2 separate regions of the Mus musculus genome follow, and region 1 is linked to region 2. Evidence: chromatin loops called from intact Hi-C (ENCODE). Cell type or tissue: heart. All regions are shown on one strand. Links, peaks and the distances in the headings refer to the core of each region. The heading gives the core; the rest is flanking DNA.

Region 1 (11,722 bases), core at 2,219-10,218, 75 kb after region 2:
TGTCTGTCTGTCTGTGTGTGCATGTCTGTGTGTCTGTGTCTGAGTGTCTTTCTGTAAGTGCTGATGTATATGTATGCCTGTGGTTGTTGAGAACAGAGGAAATTATGTGTCATATACCTTTCCAAAAGATAGAATGCCTCAGTGGCCTGGAATTTGCAATGTAGAGGAGGCTGACTAGTGAACCTCAGGCATGCTCCTGTCTCTTCCTCCTCAGTGTTAGGGTTACAGGCACTCTGTCCCACCTGACTTTTATTTACATAGGCTCTGGGTTACACTGAACTATCCTTCCAGCCCTCTGCTGCATTTTGGATATTAAGGATTTAGAAGTAAAAAGCAGTAAAATGGAGAGGAGGCTCTCCTACTAGTAGTGGGATGAGCAGAATGTTTCAAGCATACCTTTTACCTAAACACCTAAATGCTGAATAGGTCATGTTAACTTTTTAAATGCCAAACACATTTTCTATGAAAGAAAGGGAAGTTCCTCACCCAGGCATGGTGGCTCGTGCCTGTAATCCAAGAATGTGGAGATAAGACAGGAGGATTTTAAGTTTGAGATACCTTAGACAGTAATATATTCTAGGCCAGCCATAACTGAATGGTAAAACCATATCTCAACCTTCCCTATCCTCCCAAAACAAAGAGAGTGAAGTCCTCAAAGCTGAAGTCAGACAAGGAACGAAAGCAAGAGGGATAGCCTAGCCGTTACCTTACCTTCTTTGGAAGCATTTGGCTTATAGCAAAAAACAAACCAGTGAAAGACGAGGAATGGAACTCTGCCTCCTACTAGAACAGGAAGGGAGGACTCATACCTTGATCTCCTGGTTATGTGTTCAAGAGAGTGTTTTTACAGTTTATGCAAAAAGTATCACAATTTCAGTGAGTAATATTTTCAAAAGCTAAAAAGCAAACATTTCCTCTTAATTATGTAGCTCATTTCCTCTGAACTACCTTTTCTCAAATGTCAGGATCTCAAGACTCTGTACACACTCCATGAATGGAGGGCTAGAAAAGTCTCTCCCTCTTAGCCAAGAGAGACCACTTAAATGTGTCTGTTTTCTCCACACGTCCAGGTGGTGGAAGATACCATCAGAAACTGGAATCTGTATGAAGTCTTCCATAACTGATTCAAGGTTCACACTCACAGTCTACATGCTCTGAGAAACTAGAAACCCGAATTAACCAGAAGTTCGCCCAGGTTAGTAAGTCAGTCATATTCTCTCCATCCGCCCCACCCCCACCCCCCTATATGTATGGATGCACCTGCAGGTTCCTGGTCAAATGTATCATGGTGCACATGTGAAGGTCAGAGAACTACTTATGGGAGTTAGTTCTTTCTTTCGCCATGTGGGTAAAACAGTTCTTTGGCATACATACGGTTTTGCCATTTATGAAAGATCATAGCAAATTTGAATGCCAATAAGGGAAATGTACTTTTCTAGTTATCCATTAAAGTTTAAACCACTGAATATTTGACACTCTGGGGTAGTGGTTCTCATCTTGAGTCTCAACCCTTTTGGGGTAAAAACACTCTTTCACAGGAGTCCCCTAAGGTCATTGGAAAACACAGATATTTACAGTATGATTCATAACAGTAGCAAAATTACAGTCATGAAGTAGCAATGAAAATAATTTTATGGATGGGGTCACCACAACATGAGGAACTGTATTAAAGGGTCACAGCATTAGGAAGGTTGAGAACTGCTGCTCTAGGTCAAGGAGCATCCTCTATGTTTCTCAGTGTTGATACATTGTATTTTATCCTTTTTATGCTGCATTGCATAAATATGTAGTATAAAGTGGAGAAGGTACATTTAAGACCATTTCATTTCCTAACTTTTTTTCCTAGTCCCAAATGATTAAATTGAAATCATTTAATGAGGTGTGTGTGTGTCTGTGTGATCAAATATTCTAACAATTCAATCAAGATATACTACTCTGATTCTTAATTAAACCATTATGCTTCTTAAAGAACAGAAAACATTGTATTAACACTAAAAATTGATCCCTACACACAATAGCTGGGAATCTGAGCTGAGGTGTTTCAGGCAGTGTTCAATGGTGCATGGTACAGAGTATACCTTGTATAATCAAAGCGAAGGTTGTACAGAAGTTATGCCAACACCCTCACCTATGTTTAGATTTGTTACACTGTTGAGTTTGGATTACTTTCTGATTGTATGTCCAGAAATAATTTTCTCTCCCTTTTATTCCTATTATTTTTCATAAACTCACATTCAGTTACATGAACCACAGTTTTAAAAGCTAGATTTTAGAATACTTTCAAATTTAATGATCAAACAAATACAAGCTCATATTTGGAAGCCATAAAACACATTCAAGGGGTCTGGGAGGGTAGTTCAGTTTGTAGAGTGCCTAGCGTGCAGATAGTCGTATTCTTCTGTCACTTTCAGTTCACTGAGGATCTCGGGGCCTAGACTGCTCCATTTTGTACCGTCCTTGTACTTATTACTCACAGGCAGGTCCAACAAGAAGTTCTTTTCCCTGTGTGAGGAAGTAAAGCAAAGATTCTTGAAATAGCAGAGCAGCTACGCCTCAGTCATGAGAACTCTGGTGTCATGCAAATATTCTTCTACTTCCCCTTTGCCATCAACATTGCCTTTTACAAGCTATCTATCTATCTATCTATCTATCTATCTATCTATCTATCATCTATCAACTCTCCATTGCTCTCAGGCTACCATAGTTTACACAGAGGAAGCCAGTGTAGTTGGCCTTTAGCAGCATGCTGTGCTTGTCATCTTGCTCCTGACTGTAGTGCTCCCAGTCATTGATCTGGATAAAGGAACTTAAACTGTGATCAGGGTTGACCCTGTGGTAGTCTCATTATGGTGATTTTCCTGCAGTTTTGCACTTTGAAGCCCTACATCTTTTGCTGTCTTTTCCCTACCATCTATAGTCACAACTCAAACTTTGTGGATCCTATCTTCTTGAAATGCTGATATGGCTTAGTTGGTAGATGGCTTATCTAATATACCAGAAGCCCTGGGTTTGATCTCAAAACCACATTAACCAGGTCTGGTGTGGTACACACCTGGAACCCCAACAGTTAAGGTGGCCAGCCTGGAATGCTTGAGACTTTGTTTCAAAGACTGACAGGAGAAAAACAGAGTGGGGGGGGGAGCAGGGAGGGGCCAGGGAGGGACAAAGGCAGGCCAGCTGAGACTGGGTTGGAAGAGTCACTCACTGACCTCAGGATTTCAAGGTTTTAGGATCATCTTGGCAGACAGAGTTTTTTAAAAAAAAAGAATCTGGTTCCAAACACCATGTTTCTTGTTTACCACAAGTCTGACCATGAAAATTATGGCTCTGCTGCTGAGTACACCACAAACTGACATCCCTACTTGCCCACTGTAGCTCAAAGGCCTCACGTTTCCCATCTAGACATCTCAATGCTGGCACTGATGCCAAGGATTACGGGTATCCTCCACCACATCTGTTGATCATCTGATTTGTGTCTTTTGAATTTTGAAGAAACTGCATTACAGAGACATGAAAATGTCAATCCTTTCATCATGTCTCAGTCTTTCCTTCTAAGGATGGAAGTTACACTGCCCAGCCAGCTCATCAGCATGTGAGATACTTGCCAGTCCAGAGAGTACAAAGATTGTGGTAGCTCCCCTTCCCCACCAGGAAACAGAAAACCACATTCACTGATCTGACAAATTGTAGATTGGGAATATTAGGGCCAAAAATCAGCGGTATTGGAACTATACGGATATTTTTATTAAATGAATGGTTACACCAAATCAGCTGTCCCATTGATTGACATTACTGTAATATAGACATGACTTAACTGGTATGAGTGTGTGTGTGTGTGTGTGTGTGTGTGTGTGTGTGTGTGTGTGTGCACGTATGTATGAAATGATAAGATAGAAAGCAAGTTTCTGGCCATGGCCTCTAAATGAGTCTTAGTTCTAAAAAGTGAAGCGGTGATACAGGGGTAGTGTGGGGAGGATGCTCAGAGGGTAAGGTTCCAAGTGCTGGCTGGGAGTGGGTGCCTAACACAGAGTGGAAAAACTTACCCGTTGTTGTTTCTCATTTGCTTTCTTTGCTTCAGAAGACCTGTCTGAAATGTGGTGGTTTCAGCAAGGCCTCAGTTTTCTTCCGTCGGCCCTTGTAATTTGGACATTTGCTACCTTCATATTCTCATATATCACTGCAATAACACTCCACCATGTTGACCCTGCATTGCCTTATATCAGGTCAGTGAAGTATATTGATCATATAAACGTAACCCCCACCTTCAGTGCTGGGGACTGAACACAGGCCCAGGTTAAGGGCTACTTTCCCCAGTTAGTCTTTAGGATTGATTCATAGTTTACATCAACTCTGGCATTTCAATTTTCATTTGAAAATTCAAGCTTTTAGACTGCTATCATAGCAAAGGAAATATAAAATAGAACTTGCAGTTGATTCCTTCAATGAAATAGAAAAATCTGGGGACTGTCAGGTAAGAATCAGTTAGTTAATAGGTTCTAAACTTTTAGTGTCTTATCTTCTAAATAAGTGCTTGAGCTTGCCTCAGAACCTGGAATTAGAATTAATTTTCTTGTAAATTAAAAAAAAATGCTGCAAACAATAGTAATGTTAGAAAAACATAGTAGTATTGGCAAATGTTATTAATGTATTATGTAACAAGGTAATGTTCTAAGTTTTCTTCATGCCGTAGGTAATTAAATCCTTGCATCATCCATGTGTAGAGAAATTTAGCCTCATTTAAGTAGTCAGGATCTGTAGTAATCTTTCTGTTGCTGTGATAGATATCTAAAATGTATATATCCTTATACATTGACTGTTCTGGCTCACGCTTGTAGTGGTTTCAGATCATGATTACTTGGCCCTATTGCCTTGAGCCTGGGATGAAGCATACAGGATGGCAGAAGTACATAGAGAACAAAGCATTCACCTCGTGACCTGAAAGCAAAAGCAAGCAAGGAGGAGGCCAGGGATTTGTAATTCCCTTTAAGTGTACTTACCCAATAACTTGAAGACCTCTTCCAGGCCTCACATCTTAAAGAGCCCACAACTACCTCTAATGCTTCCCTATAGGCTAAACATTCAATACATTCAGTATCTAAATCACAGAAGGAGTAAGGTCCTGGAACAGGATGTTATTTGCTCAGTGGTACAACTCAGTAAGTGGTGAACCAAGATTTGTACCTGCAGTTTTTCTCTAGGGACTGTGTTCTTACTCTCAATGACCTACTGGGTAGATATTTCTGACAAAACAAGTATCAACAGTTATATTTTTGAAATTTCAAAACTACCAACAATTTAATTATGGATAATCAGTCACATGTACTGTGTTCATAACCACTTTTAAACTTTATTTTTCTGAGTGTTTAGCCTGCACTGTATATGAACCACATGCATGTTTGGTCCCCTTGGAGAACGGATAAGAGCATCCAAGCCCCTGGAACTGGAGTTACAGAGGGTTGTAAGTTGCTGTCAGGTCCTTTGTAAGAGCATCAGGTGCTGTAACTGCCGAGCCATCTTTCCAACTTCCCCAGCCCCATCTCTTTCAACTACAGAAGCAGGAGTAATTATTCCAACAAACTTTGAACAAAACAATACTGCTTACAAATAGGAAGTCATTAGGGCTGACTCAGCCAGCCGTTGAGAATTTGCATCCAACCAATGGACAGAAGCTGCTGACTCCTGTGGTTGAATTAGGTGAAAGCCGGAAAAAGGTGAGGAAAAGAGCAACCTTGTAGGAGGACCAGCAGCCTCAATTAACCTGGAACCCCCAAGATCTCTCAGACATTGGACCACCAATAAGGCAGCATACACCAGCTGACGTAAGGCCCCCAACACATATACAGCAGAGGACTGTCCGGTCTGGATTCAGCCAGAGAAGATACACCTAAAACTCAAGAGACTTGAGGCCCCAGGGAGTTTAAAGGTGGGGTGGGGTGGGGCTGGGGCGGGGACATCCTCATGTAGGTGGGGAGGAGGTATGAGATGTGGGACAGTTGGAGGGTGGACTGGGAGGAGAATAAAATCTGAAGTTTAAATTAATTAATTAGTTATTAATTAATTAATTAGTAATAAATTAATTAATTGCTTCCTGTTGCTGAGGACCTATGTTTGGTTCCCACTGTCCAGAGTGGCTCTCAACTCCCTGTAACTCCAGATCCAGGAAACTTGATGCCTTCTTCTGGCCCACAGAGGCACACACACGTAGTCATACGTTAAAATTGAGCATATCTTTAAAAATAAAGTAGAAGTCCCTTCTTCACTCCTGAAGTTCATTCCTGCCTCTGAAGGTGATAGGCGATTTAATGGCTTTCTTTTTAAGAAATTGTTTTGTCATCTATGGTTTTAAAGGATTCTTTCTCCCTTTGTTTTTGTCACAGTTAATATATTTTACTTAGTAATTTTAAGTATTAAACATAATGAGTAATGCCCCCTACCCTCTGGCTATTAGAAGTAATGTTATAATAAAGACCACATCGTATAATTTTACATACTGTACTGGAATGTCAGTATAGTTCTCTATATGTGGTATTGCTGAATAGACAACAAGGTAAGACTTTTAATTTGATACTGCCAGATATGTTTATGCATTCACAAAAAGAATATGAAAAAACTAATAATTATAAATGGATTCTAAGATACTCAAATTTAAAAACATTTTTATAATGAAAGGGAAGCTAAATAGAGAGAGGAAAGTTACAAGAGCTATATAGGGGTAGGTAGGGCTACAGGTGGTAAAGACACCATCACTGAGCACAACGCAGCTGTCAGTCCCTGTGTTCTCATCTAAATGATTCTACCTGGAATAGAGGTGAAGCCTTTGAAGCACCGTCCTAGAGAGGGTGACCCAATTGCTTTTTTACTTTTGTCCTTGTCTAAATATAGCCTCTTTTATTTTGTGTTTGTTGCAATTGTTCGTTCCATTTCCTCATTTAGGACCCTTCTGATAGATAACCTTTCTAACACAGAAAATGGCAAACTTTTAAAAGGTGATAAACCAGAAGGTTTAGTTGAGCCATTAAAACTGTCAGATGACACTCTGACAAGTAAGTGTACTTCAGAAAGGGTATCATGTGGCTGTGGCTTCTATAATGGAGATACCACACAGAAGTCATGCACAAATAGGGGGCACTAAGAGATGTTTATAAACCCCCCCCCCAATTTTCTATGATTTTAAGTGTTCACTTCTGGCAATAATTTGACAAATGATCACCCTTGTATTAGAGAAATACAGAGCTCAAGGAGGCAGACAATTCCTTGTGTCTATAAGAAGGTGCATATTTTAGATTGATGTGACCAGTCAGCATTTTTATTTCCCCTCTGACAACTTGTCTTCTTGCATTGCAGAACTTTCTGTAACTTAGGAGTTACTAAGTGTCTTTTGAGTGTTTCAGTTCTCTGCTGGTCTCATCTGTGGTCTTTCCTGGCACTCTGGACACTTCCCCCCACCCCATCTCCTTCTGCTTTTATTTTTCTAATGATAAGCTTTTCTAATGATAACCCTGAAGATATTTAAATTGTAGTATTATACTTCTTTTAGGCTCATTTTTTTGATGTTCAAGATATATAAGTAGCTTCAACTAAATATGCTGCCAAAGGATTTTTCTTTTAGTTTGTAGGTGCTATCTAAAAAGTTACAGTCCCAAAGGATATAAAGAAATGTAAAATTCACTTCAAAACTGAATTTACAAGTAGTAGTGCTTCAGATGGGATACAAGCCATTGGGCTATAAGAAGATGCTCTGAACAAAAAAGGAAACAGTAAGTCCAGTGACAAGGAACCCACACAGTGGGAGAAAGTCTTTACCAGCTATATATCTGATAGAGGATTAATATCCAAAATATGTAAAGAACTCACAAAATAAACAGCCAAGAGTGATCCAATAAAAATAAGAAGTGGATCTGAACAGAATTCAAAAGAAGATGAAAAAGTGGCTAAAAAATATTTCAAAAGGTACTTAACATCCTTAGCAATTAGAGAAATGGAAATTAAAACTCCTTTGTGATTTCAACATATACCAGTCAGATCAACTGACAACAAATGCTAGCAGGCATCTGGAGAAAGGAGAACCCTCATTTACTGTTGATAGACTTGCAAGAGAATGCAGCTACTCTGGAAATCGGTGTTTATAATTCTTACGAAGCTAAACTACATCTATGTGACCCAGCTGTACATTTCCATGGATTATTTTTCAAATGTCTTGACATCCTCCTCAATATATATTTGCTTAACTATATTCACTGATTAGACTATTCACAATAACTAGGAAATTGAACCAACCTAATCTTCAATTGAGGAATGGATAACAAGATAATAATACAAATATTCTATAAAATATAATTAAGCTGTAATGAGATTATGAAATGTTCAAGTAAATGGATCGATCTGGAAAAGATTATATTGAGTTTGGTAACCCAGACCCTGAAAAAAGGCTGCATGTTCTCTCTCATTTGCAGTCCCTACCTCCAAACACTAAGGATGTTTGAAAAAGCCATACAGAATTATACTATTTCTTGTTTACCTGAGCTTACATATAATATATACATGTGTATGTATATACCAATATATAGTTTAAATGAAAATTTGACACTTGGGGTGGTAGAATTCTCCCTGCAACAGGCATAGAGAAACTAGCAAAAACCCAAGTTTTAGACATGACAATGTTCTTTTGTCTTGTTAGGTGAGGCTAAATGTACTAAAGGGAGTGCTAACCTCTTGGCAAGATCCCACCCAGCTAAATTTCCAATTTATGAAAAGGAATTAAAAGTTTAAGGCAGAATGTAGTAATACATGCCTGTACTGGCTAGTTTTGTGTCAACTTGACACAGCTGGAGTTATCACAGAAAAAGGAGCTTCAGTTGAGGAAATGCCTCCATGAGATCCAACTGTAAGGCATTTTCTCAATTAGTGATCAAGTGGGAAAGGCTCCTTGTGGGTGGGACCATCCCTGGGCTGGTAGTCTTGGGTTCTATAAGAGAGCAGGCTGAGCAAGACAGGGGAAGCAAGCCAGTAAAGAACATCTCTCCATGACCTCTGCATCAGCTCCTGCTTCCTGACCTGCTCGAGTTCCAGTCCTGACTTCCTTTGGTGATGAACAGCAATATGGAAGTATAAGCCAAATAAACCCTTTCCTCCCCAACTTGATTCTTGGTCATGATGTTTGTACAGGAATAGAAACCCTGACTCTCAGAATGCAGAAGCTGGCAGATCTTTGAGTTTGAGGTCAGCCTGATCTACAGAGGGACTTCCAGGACAGCCAAGCTTAGGCAGGGCAGGAAATCATCAGAACCAGGAAGCTGATGAAAATGTATTTGAAAAAGTAGAACAATATTCCAGCCCCAAAAAAGCAGCAGAATTGGGCAGCTTTGGCCATGTGGTTCAAGCTTTAGAGTCAAGGATATAAGAAAGGAGCTATGGAATCTTCCTCCTTGATTAAGGAAAGCCATTGAGGCCAGGTGTATGTTAGGGCTGTCCCTGCATGGAGCCCCAGAAGCCATGGTATGAAGCTTTGAAGGTGAAGACCGAATTGGCTTGGAGACCCTAAGATGTTGGAGATGCCAGAGCTGTTAACAGGGAGTGAAACTAGGCCAAGAGAAAACTTTTACAGTCAACAAAGCTGAAAGGAGTCATGGAGTTGCAGTGTGTGGAGTTTGCCCAGCTGGATTTCAGTCTCCTTTCAGGCTATTATGTCCTCATTATGTTCCTTTTCTTCCTTTGGAAAGGTATATCCTGTGCTGTTGTATGTGGGAATTATATGTTCTACTTTTTGATTTTGCAAGGGATTATAGTTAAGAGATTGGAGAGATCTCAGAAAAGACTTTGAACTTTGGACCTTTAAAGAATTTTGATATAGTAATAGACTATAGGGACATTTATAGTTGGACCAAATGCACTTTTCAATATGATATACTACAAGCTTGTGGGGCCCAGGGAGTGGAATGTGGTGGTTTGAGTGAAAATGGCCACCTTAGACTCAGGGAGTGGCATTGGTGGTCTTGTTAGAGGAAGTATGTCACTGGGAGTGAGCATTAAGACTTCAGAAGCTCAAGCCAGTCCAGTATCATTCTTTCTTCCTGCTGCCTGCCTGTTCTAGATGTAGAACTCTCAGCTCCTACCGTTATTGATAATGGACTAAAACTCTGAACTGTAAGTCAACCCCAATTAATTGTTTTCCTTTGTAAGAGTTGCCTTGGTAATGATATTTCATCACAGCAATAGAAACCCTAAGACAATAACTGATGAATGGTATTTGGTACATATTTTTAATGATCAATTGATGGACAGGTATTAATTGAAGTACAGGCAGTCACAGCGGGTACAAAGACACAAGAGCTATGAATGGGTCAGTGCTGCTTACAGAATATTCTGGTGAAGTTGATACACTGATATTATTATGGACTTTATTTTGGGTAAATGCACAGCATACTGTTAGCAAATCAAGGATAATCTCTTTTAAGTTAGTTTTTGTTGATTTCTGAGGAAATGAAAAGATCTGATATGACAAGAAAGAGGTAGGCAAATATTTATAAACTCAAATTATGTTCTCTTGCTCGCTCTCTCTCTCTTTCTCTCTCTCTCTCTTAAAGAATAAAGGGCTTTAAAGTAATTCCTGTTATGATAGGGTATCTGGTGTAAGAACCCTATATACTTTCTCTTTGTCTTTCAGCGACACAGGGACAATACCTCCTGAAAGATGCCTCTTTGGAGTAATGCTAAATATCGCTGCAGTTTTAGGTAAGTAATAGAATGAAGAGTCAAATTGCTGATTTCTTCTTTAAATACTGTATCACTACTTATTTTCTAGTTAAACTTGAGAATATGTTGTTATTAAATTATTGATTATAATATGTTCCTAAAAGAAGAAAAGGAAAAAGAAAGAAAGAAAACTCTTGGTTATATTGCTGCCTTCCAAGGGGGCACAGTGGGGAGAAGCTCAAGTAGAAATGCCATTTATAGAAATACACTTTGAAGAAATATTTTTATGGCTATAATAGACTTCTTATCTAAACCTAAGTTGCAAGGTCAACCAAACATTCCTTGAAACCTTAGGTAGATTTCTTAAGCAATTAATATGATATCACAACTTGAAGCTAAAACTTACTACAACTAAATTCTTTCATTATAAATAGTTTAAAAGTTTAAGAGTAGAAATGGAATTGTGTTTTCATTTTTGGTTAATAATCTGCATGATTATTATCATGCTGCAGAACTTACCATACTGTATTATGTTCAAGTTCCTGTCTTGTGTGTGAGCCTGACTTTTGTTAGTTTAATAAAATATTTAATAAAAAATTAAATATGATCCCTTAAAATACTTTGATTCATCAATTCAATACAAACTATTTGCTTGCATGAAAAGAGAAACTGGGGCTAGCAAGATGGCTCCAGAAGTAATAATTCTTGCTTACTGAGCCAGAAGACCTTGAATTTAATCCCCAGAACCCATACTGGGAAGAGAACCAGCTCCCAAAGGCTGGTTAGTGACTTACACACACTCCCCCCTTCTCTCTCTTCCCTCCCTCCCTCCCTCCCTCCCTCCCTCTCTCTCTCTCTCTCTCACACACACATAAATAATTCATAGTAAATGTAAAAGAACATTGAAAAACTAGAAATTAGAAAAAAATAATTTATAAACTTGTTTTCTATTTACACTCTTCATGTCTACGCAACACAAATTTGTCATTTTTATTAAACTTCTAAGTTGTATGGTCGTAACGCTTCAGTA
Region 2 (11,722 bases), core at 2,297-10,296:
ACACGGTCAATAAGACAAAAAGATCACCAACAGATTGGGAAAGGATCTTTACCTATCTCGAATCAGATAGGGGACTAATAACCAATATATATAAAGAACTCAAGAAGGTGGACTCCAAAAAATCAAAATACTCCATTAAAAAATGGGGCTCAGAACTGAACAAAGAATTCTCACCCGAGGAATACCGAATGGCAGAGAAGCACCTGAAAAAATGTTCAACATCCTTAACCATCAGGGAAATGCAAATCAAAACAACCCTGAGATTCCACCTCACACCAGTCAGAATGTCTAAGATCAAAAATTCAGGTGACAGCAGTTGCTGGCGAGGATGTGGAGAAAGAGCAACACTCCTCCATTGTTGGTGGGATTGCAAGCTTGTACAACCACTCGTACCTTCTGTTTTTAAACTGTATTGAGACTACAATGAGTTAAGGGTTAAAAGATGAGTAAAGAAAAGAACCTGGATTGCATACACATTCAAGCATGCTCTTTCTACTCTTCACAACAGCCCTGCCAGGTGGTTTTATGCTCTCAGGAAAAATGAGGCCATGAGCTTGCCTAAACCAAGAATGAACTGTGAGCAGAAGTGGGGCTGAAGTCCACATTTGTGAATATCAGATGCCTAAGTTCATTCTATCATGTTCCACTGCATCCCTCAGTGAAGTAAGGGTGTGTGTGTGTGTGTGTGTGTGTGTGTGTGTGTGTGTGTGTGTTTGCTTATAAGATCCTCCAACTTCCCCACACAGGAAAAAAAAAAAGGAGAAGACTTTTCTTTCACTTAAAAGGCCAGACTGGAAGCCGGGTGTGGTGGTGCATGCCTTTAATCCCAGCACTTGGGAGGCAGAGGCAGGTGGATTTCTGAGTTCGAGGCCAGCCTGGTCTACAAAGTGAGTTCCAGGACAGCCAGGGCTATACAGAGAAACCCTGTCTCAATACACACACCACACACCACACACACACACACACACACACACACACACACACACACACACACCACAGCACACAACACCACACACACACACACCCCACACACACACCACATACACACCACACACACACACCACACACCACACCACACCACACCACACACACACACACACACCACACACACACACCACACACACCACACACACACACACACCAGACTGGAGGAGATTGGGAGAAGAATAAAGGGGGAGGAGAAAACCTTTGCTTTTACAGAAACTAAGGTCTCTCATGCTTTCCCTTCGTTATTGGTGAATGTATCATTTTTACATTTATTTCTTTTATTCCTTTCCAATTTTCTTCCAATTAAAGCAGAATTTTAGACTTTGGGGATAAGATGTGCCATACCACTTCCAGTAGGATCTGTGTGACAAGTTCCAGAGACTGAGGCGATCGACCTCAAAATGGGGAGAGGGAGGCCTCCTGGAACCAGTTGTGAAACTCTTCGCTGGAGAAAAAATATTGAGTCTTAGTTCTCATGGCAATCTATCTGTTTTGTTTCCTCTTATTCCTTTTCTTATTTACATGTTCCTGGTAGCCTAGGCCAAGATCTTAAGCGAGAATAATGGGTAAGAAACCATCCCTAGAGATGGGGCCACTAACATGACCTTATCCCCAGGGAAACCAACACTTTACTTTCTAAATCATTTACAAAACTATGATGATAAAAAAAACTTTCCCAACAATAAAATTTCATATGGCTACACGTGTCATCGGAGGTGGATTTTGGTATATGGTAAAGAAAGCCATAATTAGAAAGAATTTAAATAGTTTGAATTTATACATTGAAGATTATAAAAATTCAGGCACTAGATGTTAAATAATAGTTGACCATGGGGCTCGAAAGTTAGTTCAGTGGTTAAGAGCACTGATCGTTAAACATTTATTAACCTGCTCCTGGAAATATGCCACTAGCCGTGGACAACAACCCCCACAGAATACATCCTTTTAGAATTTTTATATTTTGATGATTTATAATGATGTTACCTGTTCTATTTGTCATTCACTGAATACGTAGTTTCAGAGTTGTAATGCTTGGATGATTTTTGTGCTTTACTGTTCCAAATGATTTTTGCTGGTATCTGTGATTGTTTCATTGGATAGTTTCTAAGAGATGTAATGTTTGTGTTTTTTTGTTTGTTTTTGTTTTTGTTTTTAATGTGTAAAACCTCCTGCTTGAGAGCTGCAGAATACACTCAGATTCAAACTGCCTCTGTGTTTGTTTCTGTTTGTCACTGCCGAATCCTTACCCACCTAGCTTCAAGGACCCTCATTCTAGGGATCCCCATACCTGAATGGGGTGGTCCGTGGCAAAGATGGCTGATTAGAAGCTTCGTATGTGTGATCAGTCAGGATAGCAGAGCACAGATGCTATCATGGAAAAAGAGAAGAGCATAGGAGTTGATGATAATGTCCCTACAAAGCATGGAGAAGCAGAAAGGCTACACAGAAAAGGGAGGAAACACCTTTGCCTACAGCTGTGACTCCCTGGGAAGGGACAATAGGACTGACTGAGTTTTGCACTATGAGACTACCATTAGCCTCTGAGTACCTGGGGCAAAATGCTGTGCTTTGAGTCTGAAATTTTCTAAAGAGCTCATATGTTTAAACATCTGGTGCTCAACTTTATGTGGAGAGCCTGGTTAATAGAAATGGGTCACCAAGGGTGGGTCTTGAAAGATGTGTAGTTCAGATATAGCAGTGGTCTAGCTTTTGTTGGTGCTTGTCTATTATCTTCTGAGGCAGGGATTCATGTAGCCCAAGCTGGCTTCTAACTCCTTGTGTAGTTATGATTTTGAAATTCTGATCCTCCTGACTCTGCCTCCCAAGTGTTGAAAATATTGCCAGTGTTGATCACCACATCTATCTCAGATAGTTCTCACAAGAAGAAATATAGATCGCCAAGGAATACATCTTTTAAATGTTTGAACATTCTTAGTCATAAAGAAAATTCTAATCAAAATTATACTGAGATTGTATCTCACTTCAGTCAAAATCATCATCAAGAAGACAAAAGTAAAGAAAGAAAAGAATGTAGGAGAAAAGAAACAATTCTAATAGAAATGTAAACTAGTACAACCACTATGGAAATCACAGTAGAGATCTCTCAGAAAACCAAAACTAGAATTACCACATAATTTTCTTAAGTCACTCTTGGGTGTATACCTAAAGGAGCAGAAGTCAACATATAAGAGGGATGTCAGTGGTGACAGTCCCACACTGCTACCCTCACCAGCTTCACTTCTCCTAGACTTGTAAGTACCTCGACTCAGGCCAAATTAGAGGAGAGGGCCTTGACATGGAAGAGAATTTTGAGACTGGTCAGTATAGTGAAGAAGAGATTAAAATCTGTTAAATGATGATTTTAATATAGGCCTAAGCGTTATTATGAGAATGAGAAGTACTCAGAAGAAATGCTACATGCCCAGGTTGGAGTATGTGCTTCCCAAGGGAGAAGAAGGGGAGGTAAGAGGCACCTGTGCGCATGCTCGCCTCAAGGGAGAATAAGCAATTGTCTTACACACACACAGAGAGAGAGAGAGAGAGAGAGACAGACAGACAGACAGACAGACACAGAGAGACAGAGAGAGAACCTTGTTGACTCTTAAGCTATTTCTCAAAAGGTTACTTAGACTCCCTCTCCTTTTTTCTTCTTAGAAAAATCATCAGGATTATGGCTTGGAGGGAGATGGCCTTAGGCACTTGGTAATTGGGCTGAAATTCTTGCTTGCCTACTGGCAAAAGCTTCCACAGAGTTCCCAGCTGACAGGTTTCTTCTTTTCCACTTCTCATGACATGAAGCTCTGGGGATGTCTATACACCCATGCCCATTGTTTGGCTGTATAAAATAGTCACGTTATGGAATCAGCCTAGGTACCGATCCATAGCATGAATGGATAAAAAGTGTGGTTTATACACATTGAAGTATTGTTCAACTGTGAAGAAGAGAAAAATTATGACATATTCAAGAAGATGAATGCACTGGAGATCACCATATTAAGTAAAATAACCAGACTTAGATAAATACAGCATTTTTTTCTCACATGAAAAACCTAACTTTGAAAAATTCCATGAAAGTAGAAACAGAAATATATGGGGAGAAGTGGACTTGCTACAAGGGGGAGAGAAACATTCCTATCTGCCCACAAATGCTTTCTTGTCTTTCTCAAAGAACCCACCACGTTAAACACAAATATCCCTTCACTTCTAGAACAACGAATTCTTCTGCTGTTATTCATATTTCTCAGAAATATAGGTTTTACTTCCTCATATTTCAATAATATTTCATTTCATTCTTGGCCCTTTTCCACCTCCATTTCACTGCTGTCATTACCTGTCATCCTGACATTACTCTAAGTGAAAGTCTCATACAACTATGCAAAGTTCCTAAATCTTTAGTGCAAAGAATGACCACCTAGTGAATATCCTTACCCTCAGGTTAGGCATAGACATGGTCATCCCCAAAATCCCACCAGAGGTCTCATAGTATTCACCCACCATTATTTCCTCCTTCCTCCCTAAAAGATGTACTATCCTGACTGCCCATCCAGTGGGTTAGCTTTGTTTTAAGCTTTATATAAACTGAAGCATATTTCTTTTGTGTCTGGTATCTCTTGCTCATACTTGTAAGTATGGACATAATATTGCATGCACTGAGGGATTATTTAATTTTGTTGCTGCATAAACAACACGTGTGTGTGTGTGTGTGTGTGTGTGTGTGTGTGTATGTGTCACAATTCACCTATTTTGTATTAATGAACCCTTGGGGTTGTTTCCATATAAAGACTTGTTCAACAGTTTCCATTAATCTTCTTGTTCTTGTCTTCTTGATACACATATATTCATAATCATCTGGTTTTTCTTTTGAAGAAAGAAAGCTCTGTTTGGGAACACTGTAAATTAGATTGGACCAATTAAGACACAAGAGCACAAGAGCATCAACAAGTTAGACAAGGTTTTCTTGAGCAGCCCCTTCTCTTATGAGAGATAGAGAAGCTGCAGATCTCATAAGACAAGGCACTTGGAGACAGCCACATCCTTTCATGTTATTTCATGCAAGAATCCAGAGAATGGGAAACAGAACTACGCTATATAATTAAAATTAGATGCAAGTTGCTTGCACCTAGAGTAAAGGCAACTCATAGTGGTCAGTTTAATGCAAGGGCTGCTTGCCCAGCTCCTTCTGAACTATAGAGCTGAGGGCTGTGGAACCACCTGGGGATGAGGCATGAAGAGGCTGAAGAGGACTGTGGATCACAGTCATCTTGTGGGATTTTGCTTTGGTTTGTGTCTCACTCCTGAAGTCAAGGTTAAGACCTTGGAAGAACGTGGAGGGTTTAAGTTGGCTCTGCTTATCCCTCTCTTACAAATAACCTGGGAGGAAGAAAGGATGTACCACAGAACCCCCAGCAGGTGCTTATCACAGTGCCATAGTTAATAACTGCAGTTTAAAACCTGAGCCTATTTAGAAGTCAGTGGAGATGAGCAGAGAACAGCTGCATTGCAATGCTGACCATAGGAATGCTTTACATTTATGTCATATAACAGTTTACAGAAAGTTTTTTTAATCCCACTCTCTGACATTGAGAAATCTTTATTTATGGCAGCCAGGTAGGTATTATCCTGGCTGGTATTATGTTCATCTGTGGACTAACAAAATCGATTGGAAGGCAGGGTCACTACCTTCATCCACTTCTTCAGTCCCTTTTCTGGGGTGCCTAAGTAGAAAAGACAAAAAGGTCTGGAAGTAGCCAGCGACTCTGAATAGTTGTAAGAGCAGGCGTGGAGGAGTTGGTTAGAAGGGCATGCGGTCTGAGAGTTCTACTCCTCCGGATAGTTTGGAAACACCAGGGAGGCGCATCTTCCAGTCCTTGCCCTGGAGGTAGGGGTCTCTCTCTTTAGGCACCTACCAGAGTGTTTCAGAAGGTGAAGTTTCACAAAGGGTGACAATGAGATGGTACCGCCCCTCCCGGATGGACGCGCTGGCGCCCTCTGGCACCCCGAGCCTAGAGGCGCAGAGGGGTAGGGTGAGGACCCGAGAAGAGCGGCCAGCCCAGGTGCGCCAGGGGTTGGGCAGGAGCCCGGAAGGTGCGCTGCCCCGCCCCACCCCCTCCTTGCGCCTCCCGCGTGAAAGTGAAAGTTCCAGGGCCCCAAGAAGGTCAAGGATTTGGGGGGCGGGGCTGGCGCGGACGTGGGAGCAGGCGCTGGGCACTGGAGGGGCCATGGATGGGCTCGGCCGCCGCCTCCGAGCCAGCCTGAGACTGAAACGCGGCCAGCGGGGTTAGTGCGGGCCACAACGCGCGGGGGAAAGAGGGCGTGGGGTCCCCCGAACTATAGGCTCGGTGCGGCACTGGGGTCAGGAACGTGGATCAGTTTGGGCGGGATCTGTGAGGGCTGGGCAGGAGGCAGGTGAGCTCAAGGGAACAGGTAGAGGTCAACAAGGGGACAGATCTGCTGGGTCAAGGGGGAACCTGGTGGCCAGAAACCTACAAAGGTTGTGGGGCCCCAAGGGCCACGTGTCCTTCTATCCAGGAAGCTTGTGGTGCAGCCACTTTGTGGCTAAAGAGCTTAGGCCGTCAAGCCCTCCGGGAGGCGCTTCCCTTCCCTACTTAACTGGATTTTTTTTTTCAGTTCCCGAGGAGATCCAGCTTGTCCCTGCCTTGCAGATAACCGTGCCACAAAAACTGGTCTCCCCAAGCCCTTAGCACTGACCTCAGTAGAGCAGCCAGGTAGATCAGCTCAGCTGTTTCCTCAATCCGGACCTTGAGTTCTGACCTGTAAAATTGGAATCTTTTCCCTGTCCAGGGTGGATTATAGGGATGAAATTAGATGTGCCATCCGTTTCCTTTCTCCTTATCTGGAGCACTGGGACTTGGAAGAAGGGCAATTAGGATTCATTAATGTATCCATTCATTCAACAAACATCTGTTGCTGTTTATGTCTGGCCAGTGCTATGGCTGAGCTGTCACCCTCGGGTTTGTTCAGACAGAGCCCATGCTTCTGGAAAAAAAAAAAAAAAAAAAAAAAACCAGTTTGTAAGAGTCATTCCCAGAGAGCTCGCCTCTTCCTGAATTTGCAAGTGAAGATATCAGTGGCCCCCTCTCATAAGAGGCCTCAGAGCTGAGGTCGGTACTTCCTTCTCGTAACTGTAGGGACTTGTGACTGCTCTGCTCTTTGTACCTTCTCGCTTCTACCACACTCTTCCAGCCTGGTCGTTATGGCATATGCCTCTTCTACCTGCGTGCCAGGGAGAGGGCAGCAATGGCTGGAGCAGTATGTTGGGAGGAGATAAGTCCTCTTTTTGCTACAGAGTTCTGGCTTGGTTTTCTTGGGCTTCCTGGACCTGAGTAATCTGCTACTGAATGGCTAGGGTCTGCTTCCTAGGGCTCAGAGGACACATTTCAGTTGTTCTCCACCTTACCCTCACAGCAGCATATGGCTAGCAATGGTACCTGGAGGATCTTCCTTGTGGTGGAGGAACAGGAAGGCAGGCATTCTATATGTACCTGGTCACAACTTTAGCACCTGTCAGGTCATATGGGTGTGACTCTTTCATCTTTCTTACTGTCCTCTTGCTTCCTGGGGGATTTCCCCTTCTGGTTCACTGGCTCAGGCTGTTTTGTCTTAGAGATGTGTGTGTGTGTGTGTGTGTGTGTGTGTGTGTGTGTGTGTAAAACACTGGTAGGGAAGACTGTTACGGTGATTCTGGGTTGCTAGCAGTTCAGCAAAGAACACACAACAGCTTTTCAGATCAAGGTTCCCTAAAGTCCCCTCTCTTCCTTCAGGTGGTTGTGGGAGGGGCTTCCTGTTGGAGGAACAAGTATAACCAGACGCCTGACTTCCCTAGAGGAGTGGCTCCTCCCTCAATTAAAATTGAGGATAATAATCCATTCCAGGGCATCCGGGTCAAGTGAGGTGCCTTCTACTATAGAGGAGTTTGATGCATATTGATCCTTCTCGTGCTTTTCTGTGAGAACCCCTTTTGAAAGGGGGAGAAGGAGAAAACACTCTGTTGGATCTTGAGCCTCAGCCCAAAGGTCTTAGTTACTTTTCATTGGTCTGGGATTTCTGACATTGCTGGTCCCTTGTTTCTCCTGATAAAGCAGGAGGAAATGGAGTGAAAAGCCAGCCCCAAGGACTGAGGAAAAGACATTTCCTGAGCTTCTGGGATGACCAGGAAGATGACTCTGGCCCCCCAAGCCATTTGCTCGCCACCCATCCCACTCCACCCACTACCTCTTCCTACCGGGAGATGTTTACTGTGTAATACACCAGAAGGCCTGAGCCTGGATTTGGAACTTTTTATGACGTTCACTTTGTACAGATCCTGTTCATTTTCAATTGCCTCCGAGTGACTTAATGCCTCGGTTTTCCTTTCTGTACTAGGCATGCTCTTGCTCCGTAAGGCAACCAGTAAAGATTATGCAACATGTCTATACAGGCTACAAGTAAGACACAAGTACTTTCTGTGGTGTCTTGCTTCCCCGTTCTCAAGATCCCAACTCTCATCATCTGTACTATGATTGCTGCTTCCGCCACAAGTCAATGTTGGGTTTCTGAGTCCTGCATTTTACCAGTGCCACAGTTTCAGTGCTCTTAGGAGTAGGGTGACAGCCTTCCTTCTTACCATAGCAACACACTCCCTCCCAGAGGGCTGCTAATTCTTTGCAGGAGTGGCAGACACAGGCACCAGATCCTTTTACTTCTTCCCTCCCCATTAAGTTACTTCTGGGCAAAGTCTCCTTCCTCTTATCCTGTACATTTCCTTATTCAGGACTTTCTGTTTAATAACCCAGGGTATCAGCGACTACTTTTCTCCTCTTCCTCAATCTCTAGACATAGTACTGGGCCTGCTGTTTAGCTTGTCCTGGCCCAACCAGAGGAAAGGCTGAGCAGGGGTAGGGGAGGGGTGAAGATGCTCTGTACCCCTACAGCTGCTGATGCAACTAGGCTCCTACTCTAAGCTGGGGACGATTTCCCGAGTCATTGCTTCCTTTTAGTAAAGATGGTGAGAGAAAGGATTCTTCCGGAACCCTGGAATAGTGAGAGAGATTTATGCCTTAGATCAGGAAAGATTGCCAGGGAGGAGTGGGTGAAGTAATCACCTTCACAGCTATTCTGTATATCTGGGCCTCTCAGAGGTGGGCCTCTCCTGTTACAAGTTATTAGTACATTTAGAGAATGAGTGGGCAAGTCTACTTATCTGAATCAGGGCAATCTGGCATCTTGGCTGCAAGAAGTGTTCAGTCCTGGGTTCCTGAAGATCCTTGATGTTTTAGATTCGCCAGTTGGCCTGGTGGGACTTTGCAGCTCCCGACGATTGCTTGAAAAGGTGATCGTGAGCAGTGGAGGATGAGGGATGTAAAATACCTGTGCTGTGCCCCACGAGGCACTGGAGTCCATAGTCTGATCTTCACAGGCATCCCTCGCTGCCTGGGTTTGTAAATAAACTCACCACATGGTCTGCAAGCACTGGAATTGAAAGCCCTTGGCCCAGAAGCAGCTGTGCCTTGAGATGTTTGCTCATGACCTTTTCTGTTACCACACCCTGGGGCTCTTGGGAGGAGCCAAGAGCTGAGTTGTAGTGCCAGGATGCTGCTTCTGTCAGTGCCCACACTAAGCTGCCTCGTGGGTCCTTTCACATCCTTCTTGCTCAATTACGGAGTACACAGGATGGAAACTGCTCTCTGCCTTTGGGAGACAGCGTGTGGCTCAGCTCAATAAAGTTGTGATTGGAGACCAAGGCAGAAGGCACTTTCTCAGGCTTTCTGTGGCCAGCCTGAAGGAGAAAGAACATCCATGCCCCCAAAGCTCAGAATGATGGAAGGACAAGGGGTAGGCCGAACCCTCAGGCTGCTCCGAAATCGCTTGCCACGACTTCGAGCAGGTCAGAACTGGATTGCCTACTTCCTTTTTCGGATGATCTTTTTATGGGCTGATTCCTGCTGTAGTGATCCTCTTTTTCCTTTATATGCTCAAACCCACATGGCCCCCATGTGGTCAAGCCAGGAGGATTGCCTTATCAGTTTGCAGAGCTAGTCCCGTCTGTTGCAGAGGTCTTGCTATAATTACCAAAAAATGCCCTATGGGTCTACTCTGATTATTTAGTGCAAATTTACTCAGGGCTCACAAAATACCCAGAACTGTTGCATCAGGCAGACTATACAGTGTCAGGCATCAGGCCTCCAAGAACCTCCACAGCATGGCATGGCTCCTCGGTTCTACATCAGTGTTTTCTTTTCTTCCTGTGTCACTCCACAGTTTCAAGTTTCCCAGGGCAGGTATGGAAATTGCCCCCTTGGCTCTGATCCTGCCTGGTGGTGCCTGGTCAGGCTTGGCACTGTAGCCTTGAGGCATGGTTGTTGCCCAGATTCTCGCTCGCACTACAGAATGGAGGAGTGGAAAGAATACTCAAGAGACCCTTGCATCTCCATTTTAGGACAATCCCAGAACAATCCTGGGGAAGCTGTCACAGAGCCAGAAAGGATCCAGGAGCATTCTCCATCTAGCTTTGCTGGAGGCCAGCACTTCTTTGAATACCTTCTTGTTGTTTCTTTAAAGAAAAAGCGTTTAGGGGATGACTATGAGCCCACGATCACTTACCAGTTTCCCAAGGTAAGGATGGAGGGAGAAGTGGGGCCTGAGGATGGAGGTGGGAGGACGAAGGTGTGTTTAAAAGGTAATAGAGGAGTTCTATGTCTTACCACGCTGCCTGGGCTCTAGCCCTGAGCTCACTGCTCTAGTTTCCTTTGTAGCCCAGCCCTAGTTTTCTGTAATCACCCAGAGAATCTAGGTCTGACTGCTTTGTGAAGGACTGACTGAAACTCTGGAGCAGGGAAACAATGCTCTTGCCCCTGTGGGAAACCTTCAGTTCTTCCAAATTCCACCTCAGTCACCTTTTCCTACAGGAAAACTCAGCTTCTGCTGGAACTACTAAGAAGGGATGGCCTTCCTGGTTGTGTGGTAGAGAATCAAGCAGGCCCCCGACTCAAGCACAGCCTAAGATCAGTCTCCCAAAGTATTAGATCTCTTCTTGCCTGATCATGCACTGGGTGAGGCGTAATGTCCCCTTCTTACCAGCCTCTCTTGTTAGAAGGTTTAGCAACTGGAAGGGTTGCTTCTTTTCTATGATGTGGTTTCTCTCTGATGCCACCCTCTCAGGAGGTTGGTCCAGCTGACCTTTCTAATCTTCTTTTTGAATATGTAAATCCTCAGGATACTGAATTCCAACCCAAGGTTACATTGATGTGGCCCAGAACAAATTGCTTTCTCTTTGAGGTTCTTCCAGCTAGACTTAGAGTTCAGACTGTATGGTACCAACCAAAGGCACCTTTGTACCCCATGTTGGTCAGAAAGAAGGCTGACAGGCTTCTGACCTCTGCTTCTTTGCCTAAATTCCACTGTCTTTTCCTGACAGAGGGAGAACCTGCTCCGAGGTCAGCAGGAGGAGGAGGACCGGTTGCTCAGTGCCATCCCTTTGTTCTGCTTCCCTGATGGAAATGAGTGGGCACCACTCACAGAGTATCCCAGGTAACCACTCAGCCTGCAGGAAAGGGTATCAGATTTGGATAGAAGGGCAAATGCGTGGCTCTTGTCCCCTCACCTGGTATGAATGCTGAGTTTTTGCCAGGGAAATATTTTGCTTGGGATCCTTTAGACAAATGATTGAAGCTGTGACTTGACTTTCTCTCTGAAGACTTTAAAGAGTCTCTTACCTCTTCCTAGAAGAAGAAATTGC

Evidence for each region. Hi-C counts contacts between places; a loop is a spot of excess contacts. Peaks named below come from ENCODE experiments on the same cell type or tissue, not always from the same donor. Only the 100,000 strongest peaks of a DNase experiment are listed, where the experiment ranks them.
Region 1: a loop joins it to region 2, with 2.0 times the contacts of the local background. A loop is called at or near these places in 4 of 42 quality-filtered maps.

Annotation. Positions count from the first base shown.
Region 1 is chr3:106,551,086-106,562,807 of GRCm38, forward strand. It overlaps Dram2 (DNA-damage regulated autophagy modulator 2), which reads left to right. Exons shown (of 9, transcript NM_026013.3): 2 at 1,071-1,195; 3 at 4,079-4,223; 4 at 10,664-10,731. The coding sequence starts at 4,093. Among named protein-coding and RNA genes, the nearest start is that of Cept1, 9.1 kb to the left of the region's middle. In heart, for the core only: no CTCF peak of the experiment used is centred there; no DNase peak of the experiment used is centred there.
Region 2 is chr3:106,476,450-106,488,171 of GRCm38, forward strand. It overlaps Dennd2d (DENN/MADD domain containing 2D), which reads left to right and starts at 9,591. Exons shown (of 12, transcript NM_028110.2): 1 at 9,591-9,871; 2 at 10,424-10,599; 3 at 11,402-11,514. The coding sequence starts at 9,784. It overlaps 2010016I18Rik (RIKEN cDNA 2010016I18 gene), which reads right to left and starts at 9,464. Exons shown (of 2, transcript NR_033207.1): 1 at 9,355-9,464; 2 at 5,537-6,984. In heart, for the core only: a CTCF peak has its summit at 5,978; DNase peaks (open chromatin) are centred at 6,112 and 9,552; H3K4me3 peaks cover 1,325 bases; H3K27ac peaks cover 931 bases; H3K27me3 peaks cover 784 bases.